Regions from separate parts of the Mus musculus genome. Here regions 1, 2, 3 and 5 are each linked to region 4. Evidence: chromatin loops called from intact Hi-C (ENCODE). Cell type or tissue: left cerebral cortex. All regions are shown on one strand. Region 1 overlaps Afp (alpha fetoprotein). Region 2 has its middle 5.5 kb from the start of Cxcl2. Region 3 has its middle 9.0 kb from the start of Gm35999. Region 4 overlaps Albfm1 (albumin superfamily member 1). Region 5 has its middle 10 kb from the start of Gm35936.

Region 1 (5,000 bases), 88 kb after region 4:
ACTACTTAACTAGTATGTTTAATTTTTTTTCATTATCCAGTGGGGAGCACTGCCAAAGGGCATGTGTGGGTCCTACTCCAACTCTGTGGAGTGCAGTTCTTTTTCTTCTCCCTTTACATGGTACCCAAGGATCCGGCTCAGGTCCCCAGGCTCGCACAACAGGCGCCTTTACCTACTGAGCCTTCTCACTCACTGGCCTACAAACTGTATTTCCAAAGACTACTATCAATGCAGTTTACAGATTATCCCCCAAATTCTAGTACCACCTACCAGATTGTCCTGACATCCAGGTAGATTTCCAGACTGGGAACACTTCTCCAATATTTCCTGGTACGTTTTAGCAATTCTTAGAATGACTGAGACAGGAAGGTTGGGGTGAGTTCTTGAGTATTCATGAAGAAAGCTTAAATATGTAGGAAAAATATCATGTTGTTAGAACTAAGACAACGTTACACTATTAACTAACTCCCTAAGCATTCCTATATAGCAGTCAGAGCATACAGACATTAAAAGTCAAACAGTAAGTGAAGCAGAAAAGCAAACATAATTTGAATTCTGTGAACAGCAAAACTATTAAGGCAGTCCCTCAAATCACCCAGTAAAATGTCCTTTCCTGAAATCATGACATTTGCCAGAAAATACATGGAACTGGAAGTCATTAAGTGAATAAGCCAGGCTCAGACAAACTGCATGTTTTCTCTCATATACAGAACCTAGGTATAAACTTATGTATGCATGCATGCATGTGAAATTATTTTTAATTAAAGAAGAACAATACAAATATACCCCTTTGTTTTGTGTCTCGCTATGGCTTTTCAGTGGCAAGATTTCCATTCATTTATCCAACAAATATGCTTTCAGAGTGTACGGTATGCTTTAAACAGTGAAGAGCTAATGCCATGTAAGAGAAAAGACCTCCCCTCCCCTCTCTTAAGGAGACAGACGCAAGCTTAAATGGGTCATCTCTCTTTGATAGTGATAAATCAATGAAGAAAAATAAGAAAGACGAGGGCAGGAAAAGAGGCGACACCCAAAGACGAAGGGACACTAATTCAGCTTGCGGTCAAGAACAGCTCCTTTGACTGAGGGCTAGGGCAGCAGACTTGTGAGTAACAGAGGGGGATACAGGCTTGGTGGAAGCCTGTTCTCAGCTGAGAAAATGTCTCCTGCAAACATTCTCTCCACTGAAGGCCTGTTGCTATGAAGCCAACTGTTAGCTCTTTTATATGTGTATGCATATGTAAGTGTAGAGATCACTCTTTAAGATGAATTGTGCTCTAAGTTTGTAGATGTAGGTAGTCTTGACTTCTACCACCAACAAAACACCTAGATGTTCCTCCTAAATCTAGTCTTTGTTTTAGTTTGCCTAACTTTATTTAGCAGTACAAATGACATGTGAATACCTGATTTTAGTGCAGCCAAAGAGCCACAGCTTTTGGGAATACTGGCGAGAAGATTGAGCCATTACTTTGATTGCTGCATTAGCATCAGGCGCTTAGCTTAGGAAAAGCCCTCGGAACCCATTAGGCATGAGGTCCTAAGAGCTGCACAAATCTCTCTTCTAATAGAGTGCATAGAAACATCCAAGAAAGGGGAAGGTGTTAACTTGACTGTTGGCTTCCCTTAAAGGCCAATAGAATGAATACATGCCTGCTGACTATAGTACAGAAAACTTCTTTTGTACAAATGTCTCTAAACAGGTTTTCATTTCTTAAAAATTCTATACATATCAAGCAATCTGTTTCAGTGAAAGAACTGTTATCTGGCACTATCTATTGAGCTATATTTAGGGGAATGTTTATTTTTTTCTGAAGTGTGTATTATAGTGTGTATCATTATATTCATGAGCTTGAGCACTTCTTATTTTTAAATTTAATTTTATTTATCTATTACTACTAGAGGGGGCATGTTTGCCACAGCACGCACGTGTTGTCAAGGACCACTTTTAGAAATTGGCTCAATCACTCCACATCAGTTTCCTTGAGTTGAACTTAGGTAGTCGAGTTTGTGTGGTGCTTACCCACTGACTGAGCCAACTTGGCAGCCTATGCCCTCCTTATTACAAAATATACAAATTATCTTTGAAAGTTCGTGGTGGTTTTCATATGAGATATTGAAACAGAATGGCATAAAACAAAATATAGATTCATAAGCCAGCCAATTAATAGTGGTAATTGTGGGAACTTCATCACGTTACAGTAGATCTCATTCCTAGCTACAAGTTCTATGCTTACATCTCCTGGGTGTCACGGCATCTAGACAGCCAGCCTCAGTTGAGCTAAAAAACTATAGCCCCCACCCCCCATCACTTCATGGTCTTTATCATTGCAAATATACATTTACAGGGCATGTTACCTTGCCATGAACATGATTTTTTCCTCTGAAGAAAATTGGGCAAAATTTCTGTCTCCCAAAAACTGGCTTGGATTTAGAGATAAGCCTTCAGGTTTGACGCCATTCTCTGCGTGAATTATGCAGAAGCCTAGTTGGATCATGGGTAATTTGCAGCACTCTGCTATTTTGCTTGACAGAATATTTTGTTGAGAACATATATATGTCATGACTTTTTCCTGCAATGGGTAAAGTAAATAATATAATATATAATATAATACAATATAATAATATGTAATATAAATCTCAAAGGTTTATCCTCTAAGGTAGGAACTTAGAGCCCGGAAAGGAAGTGGGAGAAGAAATCAATGGCGAGATGAAAAGGAGGATCAGGGTCAATGAGATATCTCGCCTCATCACTCTTCTGTTTTTACCTATCTTTCCCTTTTTATTTTGCTCATTTTTGCTCTTCCTCATTGCTTTCCGACTTGTTCGAGTCCTCTTCGCACAGCTTTCATCTAAGTCCTGCCTTCTATTTTAGTAAACGTCTTCAAGATGAGAAGGAAATGTGTTGTTTAAACAAGACAGCAGCTTTTTACTGTTATTGAAACGTTCCAATGTGCAATATTCACCTCTGACATTCTAACCTTGCTAGCTTTCCCTTCCTTCCATCTTGATCAGAGGGATCTGCAGTGACCCACTCTGCCCGCCAGAGGGCACTCTAGAAGACGAACTGGCTGTGCAAAATCCTGTACACCACGTTGTCTCTGCTCAGGGATGTGCATTCTTACAGTGACCCTTGAAAGCTATTATTCAGTTGTTAAAGCCTTCCTGTAAAGCACTGAAATTATTTTTCCACTCTCAATGAAAAAATAGCGACAAGCTCCAAAAGTTAAAAGCTATTTTTTTAACTAGAAAAATAAAATCAATAAAATTGTCAATTACAAACCAAGAAAACTGACCTCAAAGAAAAACAAAATCGTTTTTTGCCAGTACTCCTAAGGGGCTGATGAATTCCTAATGTGCATGAGGGAAAAAGTAATCAAGTCCGTGCTTCAGGATTCACCACTCCTCACAGCAGGGGTGCCATCTGTCCTGGAGGATCCAGTCTGCCCCCTGGGAGCCCTGTCACCTGCTGACTTCCCTGACTACCTCTACAAAGAACGAATGACACTGAGTATATTGAAGTGAGTCTTTTCTGTCCCTTTTTCCAACATCATTTGAGCCTTTAACAAGAGAGATTTAAAAAAAAAAAAAAAAGGTAGTCCTTGGTGTCACAGGGATGAAAGGAGGAGTAATTTGGTATATACAGGCCTCTCATTCAATATCTAGAAAGCTCAGAGTTAACCCAAATTAGCCACATCATCTATATCACCAGTTCTTATATAATCTGTTAAATAAAGGAATTTAATTCTTTTAGATCCCTTTATTTATACCTCTGCTTAGTAATAAATAGACATTTTCTCTCTTGCAACAGTTTCTTGCATTATTTTTACTTATAAGTCTGTCATTAAACTATGACAGAACCCTTCAATGTGCCACACATTGCCCTGTAGAGACAATGGTAAACAAAAGACAGTCTATAACTTCAAGAAGGCCAATTGTTTTATCTCTCCAGTTAAACTATACATTCTTTGATGTCAGTTTATAAGTTTTCCCGGCAAGTGGCCCTCACTGTAAACCAGCAGCTAGCTAGCTAGTGGGAGAGACTCAGTCTCTCAGTCAAATAAGAACTGAATGTCTCGTAGTCTCATGAAAGGGATCAGATATTGCTAATGCCTGAGGTGAGACCCCAAAGCAATCATGACGTAGCTCAAATTTTACTCTTCGAAAGTCTGTAAGTTCACTGCACCCCAGCCAAGCCAGGCATAGTGAAACATTAATTGAGACAAAAAGGGAGAGAGGGAGACTCCTACCCCATCCTGCAGACACTCCAGCGAGTTTCCTTGGCAACACTCCTCGTGGATGTGAGCCACATCCAGGGCCAGCTTCTGAATCTCAGTAAAATTTGCTTCAGTTAACTTTTGACTTAGCTTAATAATGGTTCTGGAAGAGGATCATTTAAAAAAAAATTATCTTGTTTATCAGGATGAAATCGCATTGTCTGTAGAGGATCTGGGGAGTTACCTCCAGCGGGAAAGAACAGAAATGTGTTCTTTTAAAAGAGACGGAAACACATCTTAGGTCTCGTCAGCTTCTGCTCCACCAGGCACAAGCTCTGTAGACTGGGGGACTGGGTGCTCAAGTAATTTGGAAGTCATTTGTAGCTTCCTGAAGACTTTCTAGGAACTCAAGCTAAATGTCGCCCTTTCTTGTTGAGCCCTGATCCTGAGCGTTTGTTGCAGACACAGAAGCACTCGGCTACAATTCCAGCAAACCAGAAGTGGAGGCAGGAGAATCGGGAGCTCAAGTCCAGCCTGAACTACCAGATTCTGCTTCAAGGCATCAGACCACAGCAGAAGGAAGTATAAAACAAAGCTGCCAGAATTCATGGGAAGAGGTGCCTGTGCAAAGACCCTGCTTCCTTGAATAAAGGATTGAGTCTTTGTTACTGATAACTTGGGAATCATTGTGGCGTGTGTGGCTTTTCTTGCTAACAGATACATGATGCCATTGCTGTCATTGTGTCCTCCCATTTCTATTTTACTATTAAGACAAATATTTAAGGC
Region 2 (5,000 bases), 320 kb before region 4:
CGATTTTATCCGATATTAAAATGGCTACTCCAGCTTGTTTCTTCAGTCCATTTGCTTGGAAAATTGTTTTCCAGCCTTTCACTCTGAGGTAGTGTCTGTCTTTTTCCCTGAGATGGGTTTCCTGTAAGCAGCAGAATGTTGGGTCCTGTTTGTGTAGCCAGTCTGTTATTCTATGTCTTTTTATTGGGGAATTGAGTCCATTGATATTAAGAGATATTAAGGAAAAGTAATTGTTGCTTCCTTTTATTTTTGTTGTTAGAGTTGGCATTCTGTTCTTGTGGCTGTCTTCTTTTTGGTTTGTTGAATGATTACTTTCTTGGTTGTTCTAGGGCGTGATTTCCATCCTTGTATTGCTTCTTTTCTGTTATTATCCTTTGAAGGGCTGGATTCGTGGAAAGATATTGTGTGAATTTGTTTTTGTCGTGGAATACTTTGGTTTCTCCATCTATGGTAATTGAGAGTTTGGCCGGGTATAGTAGCCTGGGCTGGCATTTGTGTTCTCTTAGTGTCTGTATAACATCTGTCCAGGCTCTTCTGGCTTTCATAGTCTCTGGTGAAAAGTCTGGTGTAATTCTGATAGGCCTTCCTTTATATGTTACTTGACCTTTCTCCCTTACTGCTTTTAATATTCTATCTTTATTTAGTGCATTTGTTGTTCTGATTATTACGTGTCGGGAGGAATTTCTTTTCTGGTCCAGTCTATTTGGAGTTCTGTAGGCTTCTTGTATGATCATGGGCATCTCTTTTTTTATGTTTGGGAAGTTTTCTTCTATTATTTTGTTGAAGATATTAGCTGGCCCTTTAAGTTGAAAATCTTCATTCTCATCAATTCCTATTATCCGTAGGTTTGGTCTTCTCATTGTGTCCTGGATTACCTGGATGTTTTGAGTTAGGATCCTTTTGCATTTTGTATTTTCTTTGACTGTTGTGTCGATGTTCTCTATGGAATCTTCTGCACCTGAGATTCTCTCTTCCATTTCTTGTATTCTGTTGCTGATGCTCGCATCTATGGTTCCAGATCTCTTTCCTAGGGTTTCTATCTCCAGCGTTGCCTCGCTTTGGGTTTTCTTTATTGTGTCTACTTCCCCTTTTAGTTCTAGTATGGTTTTGTTCATTTCCATCACCTGTTTGGATGTGTTTTCCTGTTTTTCTTTAATGATTTCTACCTGTTTGGCTGTGTTTTCCTGCTTTTCTTTAAGGGCCTGTAACTCTTTAGCAGTGCTCTCCTGTACTTCTTTAAGTGACTTATGAATGTCCTTCTTGATGCCCTCTATCATCATCATGAGAAATGTTTTTAAATCTGGGTCTAGATTTTCGGTTGTGTTGGGGTGCCCAGGACTAGGTGGGTGGGAGTGCTGCGTTCTGATGATGGTGAGTGGTCTTGATTTCTGTTAGTAGGGTTCTTATGTTTGCCTTTCGCCATCTGGTAATCTCTGAAGCTAGCTGTTTTAGTTGTCACTGTTAAGAGCTTGTTCTTCAGGTGACTCTGTTATCCTCTATAAGCAGACCTGGAGGGTAGCACTCTCCTTAGTTTCAGTGGGCAGAGTATTCTCTGCAGGCAAGCTCTCTTCTTGCAGGGCAGGTACCCAGATATCTGGTGTTCGAACCAGACTCCTGGCTGAAGTTGTGTTTCACTCACTAGAGGTCTTAGGATCTCGTGTGGAATCCTGTGTGGGCCCTTGCGGGTGTCAGGCGACTCCGCTGGCAAGGTAGCCCGGAGCTCGAGTGGAGTGGAAGGGGTTTGTGCCCCAGATCAAGCCCGCGTATCTGCTTCCCTATGTACCGCAGTCTCAGGTTCCGTGCGATTGGATTGGGGCAGGTGCTGTGTTCCACTCACCAGAGGTCTTAGGATCCTGTGGGGAGTCCCGTGTGGGCCCTTGCGGGTGTTGGGCAAGACTCTGCTGGCAAGGTAGCCTGGGGCTCGAGTCGAGCGGAAGGGGCTTGTGCCCCAGATCAGGCCGCCAGTGTAGCCTGCTTCCCTATGTACTGCAGTCTCAGGTTCTGCGCGATTGGATTGGGGCAGGCACTGTGTTCCACTCACCAGAGGTCTTAGGATCCTGTGGGGAGTCCCGTGTGAGCCCTTGCGGGTGTTGGGCAAGACTCTGCTTATGGGTGAAATATTTAGGAGGTTTGTTGAGAGCCAAACAACAGTACTTGCTATTGCTGCATGCATTCAAATGTACTGCACTGCAATGTCTCACCAGCACAGTAAAGCTAGATAAAGGTGTAAATGACTGGGAATGAGAAAATGAAACTGTCATTAGTGACATATGCTATAACTGTTTATAAAGAAAATTCAAAGTGGCATACAAGTACATCGTTACAATGCCAATGAATATAAAAATTACACTTCAAGCATCAGGTAATGTTGTCTGAAAGATACTATGTACAACATTCAAATAAAAGCCACAGAAGTTTTAGAGTCACAAGTTTGAGAAGAAATTTGCAGGAAGAAAATCTTTTGAATGTAATTTAAAGAATTTAAAGATCTTATTTCACAGACTATATGAATATTACCAAATGGTTTACTATTTTAAAAGATTCACCAACTATCCCTTTAAACTAATCTATAAATTAAATATAATCTAATTCCAAATTGCTGTATTCAAAATTTCCATAACTATGTGAAACTATATTCACATATCCTTATTACAAAGTGCATTTGTCATAAGGAAAAAAGACTACAGAGACCAGTGACTACTATTATGCAGTCTGACAGGTTTGATTCTGACAGTGGCCAGCAGGTGGCAGACGAGGAATGCTCATGAGTCACTTTTGGCCCAACCATCGCAATCACTTTGAAAACAGTTTTTAGTGTCACTTGCTCATCCTTCACTACTTGAAGATGAGTTGATAATTACTACCTCATAGCTAGTGGTTCCATTTCTATATGTATATTCTTGGTCTCTATGATAAATATAACTGGAAACTAATACAAAAAAATTGAATTTGCATTCATAATAGCAAAACTATAAGCAACTAAAATTTCTAGCCCTCGGTGAATCAAACAAATGCTGATATGAAATTCCGCAAAATGAGTCACCTTTGTACGAAGTGCACACGCATGTGGCCAGATGTTTGATAAACCCTCATCTACAAAGCATCGTCTCATTCATCTAAAGTTCAAAGATAAAACTAGAGAATTGTTTGAAAGTCCAATGATAGGCTAACCTTAACGGCACGTGTAAGACAACTGAATTCAGGAAGGAAGCTCCATAGTTGGGGAGAAAGAGGGGCTGAGCCTCGGGAGGGCACAGAATGGATTGGGAATCCTGGTGAAGTTCTCTAGCTTGGTAGTGGGAATGTGCATGGCTATTAGTTTTGCTATTGTTCCTAGAACTGTAATATTGTACAGTATATATACATATATATGAATATGATATGCATGTGTATACATAAATGTTTTATAGAAGCCTTAGTGTTATAAATATAAAACCAGATTTTCCTATGATCTGTATTTTACATTTTTTGCATCCATATTATTATGGAATTACAAAATTTGTCAATGTGACCACGAGATGGCTCAGCAGGCCAAGGGACTTCCTGCCAATCTGATAATCTGATTTTGATCCCAGAAATCTACACAGGAGGAGAAAACTGACTCCTGAATGACATCCTCTGAGCTCCACACGCACTCCGTGGCTCTTACACACCCACACACAGAAATAAATGAGTATGAAAACATAAATACATAAAATAACAAAAATCAAACCTAGAAAAACATGCTGTGTCTTTTAAGTGTTCTCTATTCACATGCATGAAAGAATTACAAATGTCTATAAAATTATCCACTATCCACACAACCATATGACTTTCTGTATGCGTGTGCTTATTATATGCAATTGTTGACCTTCATCATCAACTTGATGGAAATTAGAATCATCATGGAAACATAAGACCTGCTGCGTTTATGACACTGTATTACGGAAAGGCTTGAGAGAGCAGAGAAGCCCACCCCCAGCGTGGGCAGCAACATTCTGTGGGAGAAACAGACTAAAAAGGGGTTGAGAAAGGGAAAGGGCTTTGTCTCAGAAGAGGGGAAACAAGAACTCTCCCCAGCTAGACTTTGTCTTCTACACATGTCCCAGTGGACGTAATAAAAGGATAAACTGTGCAAAAGCAGACAACAGAGAATGCTCGCTGACTCTCTAAGGCAGCCCTGATGGACCCAAGCACTCTCAAGAGCAATGTATTGTCTTGCCCTCTTTGTTGAAAAAGAAAGGAAAAAGTTGTTAGACATTAGTCAATAAGGAAGTAGATTTTTTTTTCCCAGTTTGTTTTATTAGAGAGGGAAAGGAAGTTTTGGATATAATAAAACTCTTAATAAAGTCATGAACTTCTCTGGAGGGGGAACTATCAAATTTTATAGGAAATTGATATTTGCAGTTAATTTAAAAGAGTGATGTAATGAGAAGTGTGTGTGTGTGTGTGTGTGTGTGTGTGTGTGTGTGTGTAGGGCAGAAATCAATGAATGCCCAGTTTTAAGTGGGTGCAGGGAATCCAGAGACTCGGGTTCTCAGGCTTGTGTGGCACAAACTTTGCTGACTGAACTATCTCTCTATTTCTAGAGAAAGATTTTTTCCCCCTTTGAGAATAATCCCAAGTCTTAGCATGTTGCAATAGTCTTTCTTTTTATGTTCTTTCCTATAACCCTATCAATATATAATAAAATCCACCCTAAGTGTAGGCTGTCAGGGCAATGGAATTCAGAATATAGCAGTAATTTGTATTTGGTTACAGCTATATGATATTTCCATGTACCTAAAGTTTAATTACTAAAAATGAATTGTGAATTCCAATTCTGCTATCTTGTTAAAATGCCTCAGTTTTTTTCATATTTAACATACCTTTTCTGCATCAAGAAACCAAACTCTCTAAGTGGAAAAATTAATAGAATTGAGAAGATCATGTCTCTTGGTAGTCTCAAAGCTCAAAGTATCTCCTTTACCTTAGAAAGAAAATTTCCATTCAGTTTTATCTGAATAGATCAATTTAGTCTG
Region 3 (5,000 bases), 180 kb after region 4:
TTGAGGGGTAACTATTCTAACATTCAACAAAGGAGACTTTAAATCAAAGCTAACCAAAAGAGATAGAGAAGGACTCTCTAAGCTTGTTAAAAGCATCATGCAGTGATGGGATGTCACAACCCTAAGTGTATACTCATCAAACACAGGGAACCCATTTTCATAAAAGAGACACCATTTCCAGAGTTGCCTCCAGTTGTGTTTTCTTTATTGTTTCTACTTCCACTTTTAGGTCTTGGACAGCTTTTTTCAATTCCTTCACCTGTTCAATTGTGTTTTCCTGTATTTCTCTAAGGGATTTATTTGTTTCCTCTCTAAGGGCTTCTACCTGTTTACCTGTGTTTTCCTGTATTTTTTTTCCAGTGAATTGATTTTAGATCAGCTTCCTGCTTTTCAGGAAGTGTTAGTGTATCCAGGACTTGCTCTGGTGGAAGAACTGGGTTCTGATGATGCCCGTGTGTGCTGGCTTCTGTTGCTTATGGTCTTGCATTTGCCTCTCACCATCTGGTTATTCCTGGTGCTTGCTGGTCTGGGTGTCTCTATCTGGAGCCTGCCTTTTATGTTCCTGGGTTGTTTCAGGTCTCCTGGTAGGAGTATACAAAGTTGGGTAGGTAGGGAAGGGGAGTTGGATCTGGAAATATTTGGAGAAGTGAGTATAATCAAAACACCTTCTTGAAAAACTAATAAAAATATCAATGGATCAAGTAAAGCAGATTGTTCTCCCTAATAAGAGCGGGCTTCATACCAGAGAAAATCCCAGATCGGACTAAAGACTGCCCCTCTATTCTATAAGAAGAAATAATGGCTGAGACATCAATTTTATCTTACATTTGGACTCAAACTGAATGAGCAAATCTCAAATCCGGAGCTCATGTCCTTCGGCCTAGAGTGACATCCTTGGCTCTCCTGTGTCTCTAGTTAGCTAGCTACTTACTGATCATGAGTCTTGTCAGCCTCTATAATAACATGATCCAATTACTTATCATTAATCTCTTTTTGTAATTTGTGCATTCTGGTGATCTGTTCTCTGGGTTCCATTGCCTCACATAGGCATCACCCAACATTTGGGGTGTGGTTTTGTAATGCTAGGTGTGGACTAAGGATCTATGGTAATCTAGCAGCTCCCAGAAGGCCCTGCTGTTGCTTTCCATCAGCAGAGGAAGCAAAGCTCAGAGACGCAAGGCTCTTGCCCAAGGCCTCACAAGTGGGAAAGGTATCACTAAAAGATTTTCAGTTGAATCAACAATCAGGGTCATACTGGAGAACAGAAACACTGAGGAAGCACATTTTTTTTTCTTTTCTTTTTTTAAACTGGAAACCGAAGACCACCTACCTAGCTTAGGGTAGCCCAATAGGTTTTCTTATTCATTTAAAAAGATGAGTAATTGACAAAGCCATTTCTTTGGCAAAGCCAGAGGATATTTGCAGCATGTCAGCCTAAATATAGTCAAACAATTTTTAATTTCATGTGAAACTCTTCTTTTATCTCCACAAACTGCGCTGTTTCTCTCTCTCTCTCTCTCTCTCTCTCTCTCTCTCTCTCTCTCTCTCTCTCTCTCTCAGTCTTAACACACATACACACAACATTCATACACTTTATTCTTTCTGCTTATGAAAACATTTTTAATTCATGAAAGGAATTAAAATTTATTTGTCCACATCTCTTTAGTGGACAGATTGCAGATCTTGTAGATTGAATGGAACCAAACCAGGGTTAAAAAATTATCTAAGACTGTCTCACAGTTGTATGGTTATGTGCACTTGAGAGGTGACATGGTGTTAGACTATCTAAGGTCTGGTGCCACGAGATTTAACAAGGGGAGCCAAGTACCTCTGGGCCTACAAGCTATACACAAATGCACTTGTATTTACAGAATTGGAATGCTTACAGACTAAAGTTCCTGAACATGTATGGAAACAATAGATACCATCTGTTAGGTGCCCATATAGAGTATTTTAATGTGATACGATCAAACCTTACATATCTGCTTCTAGAAGTTGTCAACATAAGCTTCTAGAAGGTGACATCTTGTTGAGCCAGAGAAGAGGACTGGGAATCATGCATGACTATAAAAGATTATAACATGCCCATCTGAACAATTACAGAATCAAGAGAAAGGAGACAGTTCAGGAATTGTATACACTTCAGGACTGAATGGAGGCTGAAAGTTTTCTGAAGAAAAAGCAGAATCTTACTGGGGAGACCAAAAAACACCATTTAGACATAAAATTACCACCATATAACATTGTTTTGAGTGTACAATTGACTGAGTTACAAAGGCAAATATGAAGATGACTAATAGTGTACAATAAATCATAATTCAGGCACTGGTTCTCACTGTACCTCACTACTGTGCCGCACTGCCTTCTAAGAAAAGCCACCTATGTCTCCATGCCTTTCTATTGAGGGAGCCTCAGACATGTTCATAGACTATATCTTTGAAACTAAAAGTCCTGTTTTTAATGTTGCACTAGTCTCTACGGTGCTCACTGGGACAAGACTGCCACCTCGTGTTATCTCCGGCTGTTCACAGTCCTAGCTTGCTCTTGTGCTAAAAGTGAACATTTGTTGGGAATGCTTTGCCAGCTGTAACAGAAAAGAATCCCTGAACCTTCTGTCAATGCAGTGTGAGTATTAATTCCTGGGGTTAGCAGGTTTGCTGTGGTGTGCTGGAAGGTATTGGGTCTTTTGAATTCCTGCTAGTGTTGTTATGGATAGATGAACGATAGATAGATAGATAGATAGATAGATAGATAGATAGATAGATAGATAGATAGATAGATAGATAGATAGATGCATACATACATACATACATACATACATACATACATACATCAACTAGAATTGAAATCGAGGAGTTGATGTGGTTAAACATAAACCTCTCCTAATCTTTACTGTAGATGTTCGTGTTTAATAGCAAGTTCTTTAAAAGGCTCCCAGATTTTTTTGAAAGTACATTCCTTGATGTCTGCAAAAGAGGCTGCAAGCCTTTGCAGGCAGACCAACTATTTAAACTATTTCTGAAGCATGGTGAAGAAAGCGATTTCTTTACATTCCTAGAGAGGGCTATACTGGGATACTTCCTGCCTCCTGCTTCCCTGAGCCTCTGCAGGCCATTTTTGTTTTTGTTTTTGTTTCTTTCCACCTTCTTCTGTCTTCATTTCCCCCATCACATATGTTAGGCGGAAAACAAAACAAAACAACAACGAAGAAAGGCCTCCAAAGACATGACTATTTTCATCAAAATAGAAGACAATCTGTCATACTACATATCTAAAAATGCCCCTGGACACTCATAATGAGTTTATAATGCAAACTGACATGTCTGCCCGCCAGTTCCCCTACCCCCAAAGGATACATTTTTTAAACTTTGTGCTAGGTAAAACAGCCATTCACAAAGACCAGATGCATGACTCCATTCATCATTTTTAAGAATGGGAAGAAGAGGGGAAACATTTAGCAGCTGGAGAAAATAAGGTGACTAAGAGTTAGACGTGGGGTTCCTGTGGGGATAATAAAATGTTCCAAAATTGTAGTGATGAGAGCATATGAATATGTCAAAAAGCTCTTGAATTGGACATTTAAATGGTGAATTGTGTGGTGTGTAATTCTAGCTCAGTAAAACCCAGGTTCTGGGCCCAGCACCAAAGTTGTGGCTCACAACCTCAGTGATCCCCATGCCAGGGTATCTGACAGCCACTTCTGGCTTCTATGGGCACCAAGTATGAGGCCCGTGTACGTACATACAGGTAAAACACTCATACATTCCGAGTATAATAAAATAAGTCTTTAAAAGATGTAAAGGGGAAAACTGCAAGTCTTGTGTAGGTGCCCTTTAGAAATGTACTTAAGACATTTTTTTGTTTCAAAAGAATAAACATAAGAAGGAAAGTCCTATAATGGCTGCTTTGAAGATGTTAAAGATGCGGGTTCAGGGGAAAGAGCCACTGTGGCAGACAAGAAGACGTATTGGTACATATCTGATATCCTTGTACCATAAATAAAATATTGATTCACTTAGACACTTTTCAGCTTCTTTAACCAGCCTTAAAATAACAATGGCCAATAGACCGGAAACCACTTTAATTCTGTGCATACTCTATTCCTGAAGTAATCACTGTAAATCAGAAATTGACGAGAAGCCTTGCCACGTAGGATTCACCTGTAATATCTTAAAAGTGAAAACGTGGGGGAGGGGAGGTCCCAGGTAAGAGGTCAGAGGAGACGTGGTCTCTGTGAGAGCTGACCAAGAGTCAGAATAAGGAAAGAATAGACTTTATTCCTAAGAAAGAAACAGCAGAAGAGTTCCAGATTTCAGAATCCCGCAAAGGAAGTGAAAACACACACACACACACACACACAGCTATCAAAAAAAGGCTATCCAGAGAGTCAAGCCTAGGGTGGCGTCAGTTGTGTAGCTCGCAGGCAGAAGAAGGAGAGAAAAGCTACTTCAAGGTAAGGCAGACAGCGGCAGGCAGTCCCACCCTCACTGAGGACAAGCCGCCACCCTCACAGGACTCAAATTCAGCTGCGGGTTTTGGTGAGTCTGTGAATCTTCCAGGAAACCGTTCCAAGAAAGGAATTCCAATTTTGGGAGGCTGTATGGTGTGGCTAGATGACAACGCCTGGACGTCATCCTGAAGGAGAAACTATTTTTAAAATTCGAGTACTCGGGCAGTGGCGGGCAGAGAGGGTAGGCGCTGAAATCAGGAAACATACAGGTTGGGGAACTGCAAATTTGTTTTTTCCGGTTACAGACAAGGGAACACCACAGAGATGCAGCTGTGGAGAGTAAGAAAGATGGAGACTGATAAGCTAAAGCCACCACCTGTCATTTACTGCTTTTGAGTCCGAGGATGACTAAGTTCCAGGAGCATCCCTCTGGCACTCTGGTGACTACAATTGGGAGACTGAGAAAGTATGAAGGCAGGCCTGATGCCTGTACTGATCCCAGTGCTATGGTTGCTTCTCACACAGCCAACACAGTGGGAGACACCCTAGC
Region 4 (5,000 bases):
TATCATTAGTGAGACAGCACTAAACTTCCAGAAGACTGACACGGCCTACTTCTAAGAAGTTCCGTGGCAGAGCCAAGGGAATTCAGGCCATGTCATCTAAGCTGACGTTTCCCTAGCTCTGGGTCCTAGGAATTTAGGTAAAAGCAGATATGGTGACAGAGAGTACAAATTAAAATTTCTTCATAGTAATTTATAATAGAAAGTGAAGATAATGTCCAAGTGCAACAATAGTAAAAGGTTAGAGTCATATAACAGAACATTACAGGATCATTAAAATGCCATTGTGAAGAATAACTAGTGACAGAATGTATATAAAATATACAGTGTAATGTTTTAAAGAAAAAATGTAAAATGATGGGGGTAGCAGGCAGCTTTTGGCGTATGTTACTCTTTGCTGTATCTCAGCCTTTGTACCTATAATTTTATTTATAATTTCAGTGTTACGATTTCTGTCTTCACCTGAAAGTGTCCTTCATTTTGCTTTTGTAACAGGGGTTTCAGATTCCTTGGCTATAACTCACAAATCGGTGGGGTGAGCTTCCATCGTAAAAGCTGAGTGAGAAGTCTACCTAATGAGAGATGCTTGGTCTTGGGAAGCCGGGAGACAGCTCTGTAGTTGCCTGCTAGGTCTCCTTTCATTAGACTCAGTTCTGAATCATGGGGGGGGGGGGGGGGGCAGCAAACTCGTTGAAAAAGTATCGAGAAAGTGTTTTCTCGAAAGTCCTGCAAATCATTAAGGCCCATCAGCTCGGCCATGGCGGACCCCGCAAGCGCAAGCACGTCACCCTGGGAGGGGGGAGGGACGCCAGCCTTGTGGGTGGTGGCAGGGGCTGCAGGCCAGGACTTCTCCCTGTGAGTCTGGAGTAGTGCCAGGGTGGCATGCCTAGAGAGCCTCTGGGGGCTGTGAGGAGGTGGAGTGCTTCACAAACTCCCCCACTGAGAGACAAAGGTGATGGCTGGCAGGGAAATGCTACAACAAGCAGGCTGTAGCAAGAGCCGGCAGGACCTGCATTACTAACCATAGTGAACCCAAAGACGGGTGAGCAGGAAGCAGTTGAAAGTGTGCGCCCACCATACAAGTATGGCATCATAGACTTCTGTGTTACACATGCATTTATGATGTGTGTCTCCACACTGTTGGGCTTAAATGATATTTTTTTTCTCTATTTGTCTATATTTTACAAATGATCATAGTTACCTTTATCATAAAAAGAATCAATTTTTTTGCCGGGGGGTGGTGGCGCACACCTTTAATCCCAGCGCTTGGGAAGCAGAGGCCGAAGAGTCAATTTTTTGTTTTGTTTTGTTTTTTGTTTTTTCGAGACAGGGTTTCTCTGTGTAGCCCTGGCTGTCCTGAAACTCGCTCTGTAGACCAGGCTGGCCTCGAACTCAGAAATCTGCCTGTCTCTGCCTCCCAAGTGCTGGGATTAAAGGTATGCACCACCACTGCCCGGCTCTCAATATTTTTTTTAAATCAGAATATAATATAACATAATCTTTCTTGCCAACTGTTCTGTCCATATTCAGCCTTCATTCTTAAGTAGACCTAACCGGAGTCCGTCTCCAATGAAGACAGCGTGTTTGTGTCTCTGTGCCATTTAATCTACATAATGTGGGTATATAATCCAACCAGTTTATACCACCTTTGAATGATAACTATCAGATTCTAACAAATTGACTATTCGGAGTAAGGAGCACAGAATTCTTCCCATTGCAGTTGGGTCAGCACACACACACACACACACACACACACACACACACACTCCTACTAAAGCAATTGCTTGTGGCACTGAAGTATCTGGGCCACGTACCAGGAGATGAGTCTAACCTGAGTCCCAGGCCACAGAAACAGACATACATGTGAGTGTATTTGTCAGAGAATCTGAAGCTCGTGGGAGCAGCAGGACTAGCCTGTCAGGCAGGTCCAGAGAGCCTCCTGTCTCTGCCTCTGTTGTTGCAGGTGTTTGAAGCTTCACTTAGGTTCTGTAGGTGTGCTGAAGGTGAAACTCGGGTCTCATGCTTCTACCGTAAGCACGTTAGCCCCACCCCCAGCCGTCTCTCCAGACCTAGAACTGGCTCGTCCTATAGTTGGAAATGTATACACGTTGACAAGCATTTCCTTATTTCTCTTACTCTAGTGTTACTTGGAAAACTTCAGATCATGAACCCTGGCAACCTACACCACAGGACTTCTCTGTTTCTAAGCATGATGGAGGTGGTGATGGCGATGATGGCGATGATGGGGATGATGGGGATGGTGGCGATGATGGTGATGGTGGTGGTGGTGATGGTTGTGGTGTTGATAATGGTGACGGTGGTGATGGTAGGTCCACCTGCACCCATTTTTAACTATGTTCTTCCATCAGAATCCCCTTCCCTCCTGACACCCACACGAAAAGGGTACCTCACCCCAGCTCTCTTACATATACAGGGACGGTCTTGACTATCCTAATGAAGTCTTCAGTTATAATGAAGCTTCCTCACGTACACTCCCCTCTCTCTTCTGACTCACAACTGCGAGTTCCCAAACACCTCCTCACACCTCTCAAGGGCTCTAGTCTCATCTCTGGAAATAGCTTTTTCTCCTCGCTCCAGGCTTGCTTTCCGCCGGCCCGGCAGCTAGTTCATGGATGCAGTTCTCAGAATGGCCAATAGAGGGAGGAAGAGCACAAGAGCTGAGGATGGAAGTTCACCCCGAAACAAGAAGAAATGGCCTTCCCTATGGATGATGGGCGAGAATGGGTCTCCCATCGCCCGAATTCAGGACATCTGGAAATGAGGTTCAGAACGAGAACCTCGGGGAGTCGTTACTTCTGACCACTCCGAACACAAAAGCTGCCGTTTCTGTAAGGGCGATGGGCGTGGGAGGGCTCTACTGGCTCGAAGCAGAGCTCACCCCCACTGAGGTCACACCCAGGGGTTCCTTTCGAAGCTGTTTACCTCTTCTGTCCTCTCTGCTCCTCAACCCCAGTCTCTCCCAGGCAGCCTCTGCTCCACTTGTATTCTCAATATTTCAGTTTTTTAGTTTACCTTTACATTTTTTATGTCCAATTTTGACCCTAATTACTACCAATTTGTTTCCAGGTTTTTGTTTCCACAGTTTTCAATTTTCACTAAATTATCTATCATTTCCTTTAAAGCAAATCCTTCTATTTATATGCTATTTAAAATTAACTTTCACATTAGTTTTCATACTTGCTTTCAAATAGTTTCTTCGACGGTCTAGTATCTAGTTTCTTTTTCTTTTACTAAGTACTAGGGAGTAAAGACAAGCCTTACTCGTGCTTGGGATGAACATATACTGTATACTGCGCATATACACTGAGCTATATCCCCAGACCTTTTAAAAATAATTTTTCAGATTTAGAGACAGCCTCACTACATATGTAAGTCAGACTGGCCTCACTCACTGTGTAGCCCAGGCTTGCCCAGAACTCTGCAGTCCCTCTGAATAGTTAGGACTCCAGGTTCCTTCCAGCAGGCCCAGCTTCTATTTCCTGTTAACCTGTTACTCTTCAGTTTTCCTATGCCCTCAGCTTCTGCTTCCTGCCCCTGTTTCGTGGTCTCAGAGTGAGACCTGCTTTCTCATCCCCTCGTTTCTTCATAACTAGAACGGTGCAATGATGTTACCTGCCTCGGAGACTTGCAGTGAGGATTTGATGAAGTAATAACACAGTGCTACCTAGCTGTGTCTCTTCTTCAAGGAGCAGCAAACCTTGCTTTCTAGAGTAGAAATTAACTTCTTTCTTGTATTCTCACATGGAGCCTGGGCTAATTGTCACTAAGTTACAGTAGCCTTTAGCAGAAAGATACAGTATTTAGCTTATGCTGTTTAGTGTAAATGCTATAGGCATAGATACATTTCTGTGGTCATATGCAAGTCTGCAAAGTGTTGCTCATCTCCGTTCTCTACTTTCCCTGGACTTTCAACTACAAACTAAGAATGTAACTAACAGCTTTACCTGATCGTCACATAACCATCAAGTAGAAAGAATGTGTCCATTCTTATTATAAGAGGAAGAAAAGGGAGGAGGAATGGATATATATATGCACATATTATATATTATATGCTATATTATATATTATATGTTGTGTTAATATTCTATATTATATATGCTATGTGTTGTGTTATAGGTTATAACATGCTATATATTACATATCATATGTTGTATATTATATATTATGTGTTATATACACACATATATGTTGGGGATTGGTCTGGTGCTATGTATGTAAATGTATGAATGCTAAATACTGACTCCCAAGATCTACTTGCCCTCACATGAGTCAATTCCCACATACACCAGCCTTTGTTGTATAAAGCTTGCTCTCCAATTTAAAGCTATTGGTCAAATAAAAGTGGCTATAGCTAATTACTAGGGAGAACAGAGGGAGTGGGAATTTCAGTTACTGGGCTGGACTAGGGGTAGCAGGCAGGGACCATAAGGAGAAAAGGAAAGAGGAGGAGGAGGGGGAGGAGGAGGAGGAGGAGGAGGAGGAGGAGGAGGAGGAGGAGGAGGAGGAAAGGAGGACAAGAGAGGAGGAGGCTGCCAGGAAGCTGAGGGGATCATGAGCACAGGGCACATGGGATCATGAGAAGTGGACCCTGAACAGGCTGATGGAGCAAAGCTAACCTGGAGACACACAGTCAGCAAGTCCTTGGGAAGCACAGCTGGGAACTAACAATCTTGGGTGAGAAAATTTAAATTATGTTGTAAAAATTATTTAATCCCGGCCTGAGGTTTCTATCTTGCATTAGACATCCCCGACTTGGGATTGGAGGAGAACCAATATGTTATAGTAATTATTTAAATCCAGGCCCAAGGATTCTACTCTGCCTTTATGATTCAAGTTCCCAGATGAAAGACACACACATAACCTTCATATGTATAAGCCTTAAACAACACAAGAGCTGGGCAAATATCTACCCTCTATGTTGTTAGAATCTACCTTCCTATCGATAACCCTGAGTTATTACTTACTGTGTTTCATCTTGGCTG
Region 5 (5,000 bases), 390 kb after region 4:
TGGCCCTGGTCTAGTCCGTTATGGTTTTATCCAGATAGGCTGGATACTGTTCGGTGCCCCAGGGACTACCCTAGGTAGAAATCTCAAACATAACTGGACCATTCTGCCTCATATCTTTGAAATGGAATGTTGTGACAAACATTAAAGAAAATATCAAGAAAGCAAAAGGTGTGTGTGTGTGTGTGTGTATGTGTGTGTATGTGTGTGTGTATGTGTGTGCTTGTGTGTGTGTGCGTGCATGTGTATGTGTGTATGTGTGTGTGTACATGTATGTGCCTTTTGCTGTTCTTTATTTTTGAGAGTGCAATTTAATTGTATTTTCTGCTATTAATTGACAAGAGAAAACATCTGAACTTTAAACTGTAAACTTAGCTGGGGCATTTCTCAGAAATAGAAATCATAATTCTAGTTTTTCCTGTTTGAGTAAGTTTGAGTTTTAAAAGTTTAAAAACAAAAAACAAAAGTGAACCCCTAGCCTGTCATGATGGCACAGGCTTTTAAATCCCAGCATTTGAGAGGCAGAGGAAGACGAATCTCCGAGAGTTTGCGTCAGCCTCATCTACAAAGAGTTCCAGGACAGCCAGGGCTGTTACACAGAGAAACCCTGTCTGGAACGAGCTTCCCATGCCAAATAAACAACAAAATAAAAGGATTGAAAACTGGGGTCTGGATTTGAGAAATTTTTGTCTGGATTTTAACATTTTGGATTATGGGCCATTAACGATATATACAGATTCAGCAATAAGATCCTTTCCATTTCTACATTGTAAGAATTTGTAAATGTCAGTAGAAATGATGGAGAAGGTGATGAAATAGAAGTATACATGACAACACAGAGAGAAAAGATCAATGTACAGAGAGTGAGTTGTTTTGAGACATGTCCCTTTATGTAGCTCTGGCCGGTCTGGCACTAATGTGTAGCTCACACTGGCCTTGAACTTGCTTCAAGCAATGCACTTGAGCATCTCAAACTGGGATTAGAGGACTGTACCACATTTGGGGTGCTCAGCAACAATGTAAATGCAGCGTGGGGGCCCGACAGTGGCACATGCTTTAGTTGCGGTGCTTGGGGGCGGGGCAGGGCAGGTGGCTCTCTAGGAGTTCTTTCAAGGCCAACTTAGTCTACATAGTGAGTAGTGAGTTCTGTAACAGCAGCCAGGGCTACATAGTGGGACCCTGCCTCAGAGAGGGGGTGGGGGGAAGAGAGAGAGAGAGAGAGAGAGAGAGAGAGAGAGAGAGAGAGAGAGAGAGAGAGAGAGAGAGAGAGAGAACAAAAATTGACAAAAGTTGATTTTATACATTTAGTCCCAGGGCTAGGAGAGCAGAGGCAAGTGGGTTTCTGTGAGTTTAAAGTCAGCCTGTTCTGCATAGTATATCAAGTTCCAGGGCAGCCAGGGCTACATAGTGAGATCTTGTTTCAAAAAGAACAACAACCAATCAATAAATAGTAAGTAACCATAGCAAAAGCTAAGTCTTATACAATTATTAATAGGGATATTTTATTTTCCTATATTAAAATGTGTAGGATTCACTAGTCTCTATGACTTTCTGAATTTAAAAATGGATAAAGTCTATTTACCTTTGACAGAAAAGTATTTGTGCACACAGTTTGTCAATATACAGTTTTTGATGAAACTGGAACCTCTGTAATTATTCTCATTAACCAAGATCTTAGGCTGTGGGTGTGAGTCAAGTGCCCCCCCCCCCCACACACACACACTGTTAGTCAATCAACTAACTAAATTAGAAACAGCCTTGACTGGCCTCAAAACTCATAGAGATTCTTCTGCCCTGTCTCTCAGTGCTTGGATCAAAGGTGAGTACCGCCAGGTGTGGTGGTTTATGCCTTTAATCCCAGCACTTGGGAGGCAGAGGCAGGTGAATTTCTGAGTTCGAGGACAGCCAGGGCTACACAGAGAAACCCTGAAAAACCAAAACCAAGACAAAAGAAAACATGAGTACCGCCAAACCCAGCTTAGTTTATTTCTAGCAACTGTAGGTTTTAAAGAATATATATGGTCATTTAAAGATTTGTTTATTTTATGGATGTGAATACACTGTAGCTGTCTTCAGACCCACCAGAAGAGGGCATCAGATCTCATTACGGATGATTGTGAGCCACCATGTGGTTGCTGGGATTTGAACTCAGGACCTTTGGAAGGGCAGTCAGTGCTCTTAACCATTGAGCTATCTCTCTAGCCCATATGATCATTTAAATAGTAAAATAAAGATTAACCTAAAAAAGGGTATCACTGAGAACAGGACCTCATGTGAACAGTGAAAACAGAACAGATTTAGTCTTTAGCCTTTTGTTCTTTCGGCTTTGATGACTCTCACTGCTGAGAGAGTCTGGAAGCACACACAAAAAGTCGATGAGCTACAGGTAATTCTTGTAATTCTGGTACTTCAACCACCATGCAGGTTGTTTTAGACAGTTAGCCCAACACTGCCCTCTAGTGGCTAGTAGAAACACGCCAACAAGCATTTTACGGTTTTCAGTTAACAAAGGACATTTTTTTCCCCCTGTTATTTTCTTTTTTCCTTAATACACACAGATATTTCTTCTGGGTCTTATTATACCATACACTTTTAAATTATGATTTTTTTGTTCGTAGGAATTTTTAATTATTGACCAGCTGCTTTTTAAATCATATAGCTGTGAACTCTGAGAATTTAAATAAGTGATGTTAGATCCCCTGTTAGAGAGTGATAATAAATAAGGGACCAGAGGGTGGGAATGCATTGTGTCTAGCCAGTCTCTCTTATGCCAAGCTGAGCTGCCTTTTAAACTCAGCTGCTTGTGGCCCAGGAGGCCAAGGCTTTTATCCGCCATAGACGTGAGTTGTGGACTCAATTGTACCCAGGAAGCTTCCAGCAACTTCTTATACTCAACTCACTCTTGACTTTCTTTCCACAGTCATTATCTTGAGTAAACACAAGGCTTTGAACTTTAGGACTCTATTACTCCAGTTGGTGCTACAAGAACAAGATGTGTATATGATTAAAACATCATCCCGATCTTTTATTACAAAGGCTTGGCACACAGAAGAAGAGCTTTCTGGAAATGCACTCTTTGTCCCTACCTGGCAGTGACCGTAGCCAGGAGGATCTGATGTAACTTGTGGCCGGTGTATGGTGTGCAGTGTTCAAAGGGCATGGTCTTATTTCCATCAAGGCTGGCTGGAGTTATTGGAGCCCTGACGTTGCTGTCATTGCCGATAACCCAGTAGTAAAACTGTGTCCTTTCTGTTTACACTTTTCTCATCGTGTCTGTGAAGCCAGGACAGGTAAACACATGGGATTGTGGGACAGGGAAGCGCAGTGGGTATATGGACCATTTACACATCCCCTTGTTTGTCTTACTATGTTACCTTGAAAGCTTTCGCAGGGCTGGAGACACGCGGCTCAGTGATCAAGAGTACATGCAGAGGACTCAGGTTTGGTTTCTAGTACCTGTATGGCAGCTCACAACCATCCAAGTTATGGATGCATATGTGTAAATGCAGAATATAATAAAATAGATAAATGAGAGACAGAGGGAGGGGGGTTGGGGAAGGGGAGGGAGGGGAGGAGGAGGGAGAGGCAGAGGGGGAAGGGGAGGTGAGGGAGAGGGAGAGAGGGGAGGGGGAAGGAGAGGGGAGGGATAGGGAGAGGGGAAAGGGGAGGGGAGAGGGAGGGAGAGAGAGCGGGAAGAGAAGAGGAAGAGGAAGAGGAAGGGGGAGGAGGAGGGAGAGGGAGAAATCACTTTATTAATCAGTTTTCTAGTCTGCACAGAGGAAACAATTGGATTTTGAACTAACCCTTATGAGACACTCAGGCTTTGTCAGATGTAGAGGTAAGAGGTAGAGAACAGCCCAATTGTTATGCTTCCCGTGGGGAGAGCAATGTAAAAGGACCCAGTGTGAGCAAGGGGGCTCGATTCAGTTTTCTTCATCTCTTTTCTTCCTCCCCCACCCCACACCCGTTGAGGTTTCCATAAAGTTGATATTGGTAGGAAGGCAAAGCTATTGAGGGGATCTTGGGGTTTTAACAACTTGCAACTGGGCTAGAGAGGTAGCTCAGTGGTTAAGAGCACTTGCTGTTCTTCCAGAGGACCAGGGTTTGGTTCCCTCCATGCGGGTCTGGCGGCTCACAATTGCTTGTAACCCCAGCCTCAAAGGCACATTTTCTTGGTACCTGGAGGTACCATACATACATGTCATTCAGAGAGAGAGAGAGAGAGAGAGAGAGAGAGAGAGAGAGAGAGAGAGAGAGGAACAACAACAACAACAAAACCCCTGTTACTAAGCCAAGAGTGTGAGAGCAGCTGAGTCTCAGTGCTGGAGAGTTAGAAGCCGAAAACTCGCTTCCAGATAAGTGTAGCTCTTACTCCTCATCAAAGAAACTCCTTTTGCTGCAGGAGACCATTGCAGCGGTGAAAGCTGTTGTCGAACAGCTGACTGTGGTGTGCCCGTACCCGGTTAATCCATCTATAACCCAAACTCAGGAAACAGTGCAGAAGAGTTGGGGGAAAGATTGTAAGAAGCAGTGGTTCCCACTGGAAAGTCTGACGTTTGCAGGCATGGAAGGAGGACGGAGAGTTCAGGCTCTTTCTCAGCTACACAAGGAATCGGAGGCGACTTCCGGCTGCACGGGAATCTATGCTTAAAAAACCCAGCAAGGAAACAAACAACAAACCAAAAATGAGTGTATCCTGATCTGGGTGTGGTGGTTCATGCCTGCCTGTAATCTCAGGGCTCGGGAGGGGGTGCAGAAGGAGTGTGAATTTGAGTTCAGCCTATGCTATATAGTAAAACCTTGTATCAAAAAGACTGAAGGGATATACGCACGCCTTTAATCCCACCACTAGGGAGGCAGAGACAGGCGGATTTCTGAGTTCGAGGCCAGCCTGGTCTACAAAGTGAGTTCCAGGACAGCCAGGGCTATACAGAGAAACCCTGTCTCAAAAAGCCAAAAAAATACAAAAACAAAAACAAAACTTCACTGTGACATTTTCATGT

Evidence for each region. A loop is a pair of places that touch in the nucleus more often than their neighbours do. Peaks named below come from ENCODE experiments on the same cell type or tissue, not always from the same donor. Only the 100,000 strongest peaks of a DNase experiment are listed, where the experiment ranks them.
Region 1: it touches region 4 in a loop (3-fold over the local background); 8 of 42 quality-filtered maps call a loop at or near these places.
Region 2: it touches region 4 in a loop (2.4-fold over the local background); 7 of 42 quality-filtered maps call a loop at or near these places.
Region 3: a loop joins it to region 4, with 8 times the contacts of the local background. A loop is called at or near these places in 12 of 42 quality-filtered maps.
Region 5: a loop joins it to region 4, with 4 times the contacts of the local background. A loop is called at or near these places in 12 of 42 quality-filtered maps.

What each region holds. Positions count from the first base shown.
Region 1 is chr5:90,498,977-90,503,976 of GRCm38, reverse strand. It overlaps Afp (alpha fetoprotein), which reads right to left. Exons shown (of 15, transcript NM_007423.4): 7 at 4,248-4,377; 8 at 2,356-2,570; 9 at 271-403. Among named protein-coding and RNA genes, the nearest start is that of Afp, 11 kb to the right of the region's middle. In left cerebral cortex, a CTCF peak has its summit at 3,040 (motif pointing right); DNase peaks (open chromatin) are centred at 3,044 and 4,258.
Region 2 is chr5:90,906,925-90,911,924 of GRCm38, reverse strand. No RefSeq gene overlaps it. Among named protein-coding and RNA genes, the nearest start is that of Cxcl2, 5.5 kb to the right of the region's middle. In left cerebral cortex, a CTCF peak has its summit at 2,722 (motif pointing right); a DNase peak (open chromatin) is centred at 2,745.
Region 3 is chr5:90,402,903-90,407,902 of GRCm38, reverse strand. No RefSeq gene overlaps it. Among named protein-coding and RNA genes, the nearest start is that of Gm35999, 9.0 kb to the left of the region's middle. In left cerebral cortex, a CTCF peak has its summit at 2,511 (motif pointing left); DNase peaks (open chromatin) are centred at 2,512, 4,620 and 4,892; H3K4me3 peaks cover 299 bases.
Region 4 is chr5:90,586,789-90,591,788 of GRCm38, reverse strand. The region is part of intron 12 of Albfm1 (albumin superfamily member 1); the gene reads right to left. Among named protein-coding and RNA genes, the nearest start is that of Gm42109, 4.3 kb to the right of the region's middle. In left cerebral cortex, a CTCF peak has its summit at 2,645 (motif pointing right); a DNase peak (open chromatin) is centred at 2,617; H3K4me3 peaks cover 465 bases; H3K27ac peaks cover 301 bases.
Region 5 is chr5:90,200,786-90,205,785 of GRCm38, reverse strand. No RefSeq gene overlaps it. Among named protein-coding and RNA genes, the nearest start is that of Gm35936, 10 kb to the right of the region's middle. In left cerebral cortex, a CTCF peak has its summit at 2,465 (motif pointing left); a DNase peak (open chromatin) is centred at 2,438.